Linked DNA regions of Homo sapiens: region 1 is linked to region 2. Evidence: read pairs that join two places in POLR2A ChIA-PET (ENCODE). Cell type or tissue: K562. All regions are shown on one strand.

What was found. Peaks named below come from ENCODE experiments on the same cell type or tissue, not always from the same donor. Only the 100,000 strongest peaks of a DNase experiment are listed, where the experiment ranks them.
Region 1: POLR2A ChIA-PET joins it to region 2 with 5 read pairs; 4 of 35 experiments call an interaction of 5 or more read pairs at or near these places.

The regions. Positions count from the first base shown.
Region 1 is chr7:140,215,575-140,218,074 of GRCh38, reverse strand. No RefSeq gene overlaps it. Among named protein-coding and RNA genes, the nearest start is that of KDM7A-DT, 40 kb to the right of the region's middle. In K562, no CTCF peak of the experiment used is centred here; no DNase peak of the experiment used is centred here.
Region 2 is chr7:140,413,438-140,415,937 of GRCh38, reverse strand. The region is part of intron 3 of RAB19 (RAB19, member RAS oncogene family); the gene reads right to left. Among named protein-coding and RNA genes, the nearest start is that of RAB19, 11 kb to the right of the region's middle. In K562, no CTCF peak of the experiment used is centred here; DNase peaks (open chromatin) are centred at 1,089 and 1,534; H3K27me3 peaks cover 1,686 bases.

The DNA of each region.
Region 1 (2,500 bases), 200 kb after region 2:
GCAGAAGGAGAAGATCTTTTCTAGAGCAAACTTGGGGGATTATGCTTTGTCCATTTTGTCTCTTCCTGACATTTATGTGACGTGTCTGCTGCAATGACCCTTCAGGCCACAGGTCTCTGTTGACATTCTCTCCTGCCTTGACTATTGCCACATCACAGTCTTCTATTTTTTCCTTCTACCTCTGTGGCTCTTCTTTCTGTCTCCTCCTAGGGTTCCTCTTCTGCTACCTTTTTCTTTCTTTTGTAAAAAAACTTTTATTTAAATAATTGCAGACTTGCAAGAGATCTGTCACACAACAATGTAAATTTACTCAACACTACTGAACTGTATACTAAAAAATGGCAAATTTAATGTTGTGTCTTTTTATCACAATAATAATTAGAAAAGGAGAGAATGTTATTTGAGGGCATAGTGGCACTGCAAAGCAGAGGGGAAGGAAAGAGTAGCAATAGGAGTTGAAATTCTTAGAGGAACAATAAGTTGGTTTTCAACTCTGTGTAATAAGTATTTAGTATTTAATACTCACCTCAAAATAATTTCACACTTATAGAAAAGTAAGAAAGATGCCAGACATGGTGGCTCACACCTGTAATCCCAGCACTTTGGCTAAGGCAGGTGGATCACTTGAAGTCAGGAGGATCACTTGAAGTCAGGAGTTTGAAACCAGCCTGACCAACATGATGAAACCCCATCTCCACTAAAAATACAAAAAAAATTAGCCAGGTGTGGTGGCAGGGACCTGTAATCCCAGCTACTCAGGAGGCTGAGACAGGAGGTGGAGGCTGCAGTGAGCAGAGATCACAGCACTCCACTCCAGCTTGGGCAACAGAGCAAGACTCCATCTCAAAAAAAAAAAAAAAAAAAGAAAAGTAAGAAAGAATGCTTTGAAGAATGCCAGCCTACCTATACTCAGATTCCCCAAATGTTAACAATTTATCACATTTGCTTTATTATTTTATTTTTTATTTTTAACACAGGGTCTTGCTCTGTTGCCCAAGCTGAAGTACAGTGGTGTGATCACAGCTCACTGTAGCCTTGACCTCCTAGGCCCAAGTGATCCTTGAAACTCAGCTTCCCAAATAGCTGGGACTATGGGCATGCACCACCATGCCCAGCTAATTTTTTTTTTTTTTTTAATTTTTTGTTGAGTTGGGATTTCCCTGTGTTACCCAGGCTGGTCTCAAACTCCTAGGCTCAAGCAGCCCTCTCTTGGCTTCCCAAAATGCTGGGATTAACAGGCATGAGACACTGTGCTTGGCCTGCCTTATTACTCTCTACCTATCATCTATCTGTTCATATTACCTTTTTTTCTGAATCATAGAGAATAAGTTGCAGACATAATTCTCCTTTCCTCCTAAATAGTTTCATTAGTATTACCTTAAAGAGGCATTTTGTTGGCCAGGCACAGTGACTCTTGCCTGTAATCCCAGCACTTTGGGAGGCTGAAGCGGGTGGATCACCTGAGGTCAGGAGTTCGAGATCAGCTTGGCCAACATGGTGAAACCCCGTCTCTACTAAAAATAGATATGTGTACTAAAAAGAGATACGTGTACTTCCATGGTCATTGCAGCATTATTCACAATACCTGAGATATGGAATCAACCTAAGTGTTCATCAGTGGATGAATGGATAGGAAAAATGTGGTACATATTCACATTACACACATTCACATACACAAAAAAAACCCAAAAAATTAGCTGGGCGTGATGGTGCATTCCTGTAATCCCAGCTACTTGGGAGGCTGAGGCAAGAGAGTCACTTGAACCCTGGAGGTGGAGGTTGCAGTGAGTCGAGATCACACCACTGCACTCCAGCCTGGGCAACAAGAACAAAGAAGCTCTGTCTCAAAAAAAAAAAAAAAAAAAAGGCGTTCTCTTACACAGTGCAATGATCAAAATTAGAAAAATAACAGTGATATAGTACTATTGTCTAATGTGTAAACTTTATTTCAAATTTTGCTAATTGTCACAAAGGAATTGTGTAGCAAAACAACCTCTTTTTTCTGGTCCAGAATCGAATCTAGAATCATACATTGAATTATTTAGCTATCATGTTTGTGTTTTAGTCTCCTATGATCCAGAATAGTTCTTCAGTCTTTCTTTTCTATGACCTTGGTATTTTTGAAGAGCACAGGCCAGTTATTTTGTATATATGTCCTTCAGTATGGTTTTGTCTGATGTTCCCTCATGATTAGACATATATAATCATTTAGAGTATACATTTTTGGCAGGAATACTACAGAAGTGATGTTGTATCCTTCTCAGTACAGCCTATCAGGAGGCATACAATGTCTACCCGTCCCATTACTCCTGATAACTTTGATCACTCAGGGGAGGTAGTGTCTACCAGGCTTCGCCACTGTAAAGTTACTTATTTCTATGTAACTAGTAAGTGTCATGTATGGGAGACACTTTGAGATTATGTCAATTTCTGTCTGTCTCTTAGCTGATGTTTCCAGACTGCCTTCTGCTCTTCTCATTCTACAGAGTTCATGGGTTTG
Region 2 (2,500 bases):
CACCACACCTGGCTTGAATAATTTTTTTTTTTTGAGACAGAGTCTTGCTCTGTCACCCAGGTTGGAGTGCACTGGTGTGATCTCAGCTCACTGCAACCTCCGCCTCCCGGGTTCAAGCAAGTCTCCTGCCTCAGCCTCCTGAGTAGCTGGGACTCCAGGCGTGCACCACCACATCTGGCTAATTTTTGTATTTTTATTACAAAATAATCCGCCCGCCTTGGCCTCCCAAAGTGCTGAGATTACAGTCATGAGCCACCATGCCCAGCATTGAAGATTTTATTCAACCTGCTCTGTATGACTATTTACACATCTGACTGCATAAATAGTAATGTATTTGGCCATGCGGCATTGGCCCAGACCCTGCTGAGGGTGTTATGTAACACAGAGTACATTTTTCTAAAATCTGACAAATTCTGAACTCTGAAATATTTGGCCCTGAGGGTTTTTGTTGAGTGATTGTGGACCTGTAATATAACAGGACTTTAAGTGGAAAGTTTGGCTGAGATCTTTAGAGGGACAAATATCAGATGTTGAAGAAAGTTATGAGACAGAGCATCCAGGATAACCTACAAAAAAGGTTGGCTCCCTGCAATCCCAGCACTTTGGGAGGCGAGGTGTGTGGATCACTTGAGGTCAGGAGTTTGAGACCAGTCTGGCCAACATGGTGAAACCCTGTCTCTACTAAAAACACAAAAATTAGCTGGGCGTGATGGCAGGTGCCTGTAATCCCAGCTGCTTGGGAGGCTGAGACAGGAGAATCACTTGAACCCGGGTGGTGGAGGTTGCAGTGAGCCGAGATTGCACTACTGCACTCCAGCCTGGGCGACAGAGCAAGACCCTGTCTCAAAAAAAAAAAGAAAAGAAAAGAAAAGAAAAAAAAAGAGGTCAGGTCTGATGGAGTGAGGGTAGGAGAAAGATGGGAAGCCAGACACCCCCAGAAGAAAGCAGGGCTGGGACCTGAAGTACCTTGTGAACCATGTTCAGGAATATGTACATCATTCTAAGGGAAATGGGGGCCTCTGAGGGTTTTACATGGGGACATTAGGAGGAGCTGGGCCCCCTGTAGCCAGCTAGAGGAGGAACAGCTGTATAAATCAACATGCAATCAACCCCTGACACCGGGGTCATTCCTGTGCTGATAAAGTGGCTTCAAGGAGCTGGGGATAAACTTCTGAGACAGAAAGAAGCACGTGTATGAGGCAATGTGTGCCGGGACACTTCCGTGAGGGACAACACGAATTTTTCTGGATTCAGGCAGGGAGGCCACGAACAGAAAACAGGAAGGCTGCTGTGTCAGCCCTCTGGCATGGACACCTTATAAACTGGGAGACTAGGACACTCCAAATCATCTTTGGGGGCATTTCTAGAACCAAGGAAGAAGTGAGGCAGAGATGCTTGTTATGAAAGACAGACTAGGGTATAAATACCAAGCAAACATTCTGAGATTCCTGGAAATCCTGCAACATCCTGGCATCTGTCACCCTTCTCTGATGCATCTGTTTCACAGAGTGATTAAAGACGGAGCTGGCTGGGGGAGAGGCAGCTGGGATCCTGTGGGCTGGAGACAGGTCGCTGCCTTCAGAGATAGCACAGAGGGGCCGGGGGTGGTGGCTCATGCCTGTAATCCCAGCACTTTGGGAGGCTGAGGTAGGCAGATCATCTGAGGTCGGGAGTTCGAGATCAGCCTGGCCAACATGGTGAAATCCTGTCTCTACTAAAATAAAAATTAGCTGAGTGTGGTGGCGGGAGCCTGTAATCCCAGCTACTTGGGAGGCTGAGGCAGGAGAATTGCTTGAACCCGAGAGGCAGAGATTGCAGTGAGTCGAGGTCATGCCACTGCACTCCAGCCTAGGCAACAGAGTAAGACTCCGTCTCAAAAAAAGAGAGAAGGTAGCACAGAGGGAGGCATCTGAGGTTGGGCAGCTTCCCACTCAGCCCTGAGGAAGAACTGCCTCCACTGTGTCCTCGAGATGCATGACCTTAATACAAAGGTGGATCTGGTCCACATTCCTGGGGAAACCGCATGTAGCTTAGAACTGCTTCATTCCCAAGTGAGATGCGTGCATTCCGCCTTTCTCTGGGAGCCACCATTGCTGGGTTTCCTTTTGTCCCTGGAGGGCATGGGCTGCATCTACCTGTCCACCCCGGCCGTTTGTATGCCATGGCACAGCTCTCCCATCTTTGCTCTACTAGGACATAACAGTTGCCTTTTATTATTTATTTATTTATTTTTTAAGAGACCAGGTTTTGCTTTCTCACCCAGGCTGGAATGCAGTGGTATGATCACAGCTCACTGCAGCCTCAAATTCCCAGGCTCAAGTGATTCCCCCCACCCCAACCTCTCAAGTAGCTGGGACTATAGGCCTGTGCCACCACATCTCACTATTTTGTTTTGTTTTAGTTTTTGTAGAGATGAAGTCTCACTATGTTGACCAGGATGGTCTCAAGCTATCCTCCCGCCTCAGCTTCCCAAAGTGCTGGGATTACAGGCATGAACCAC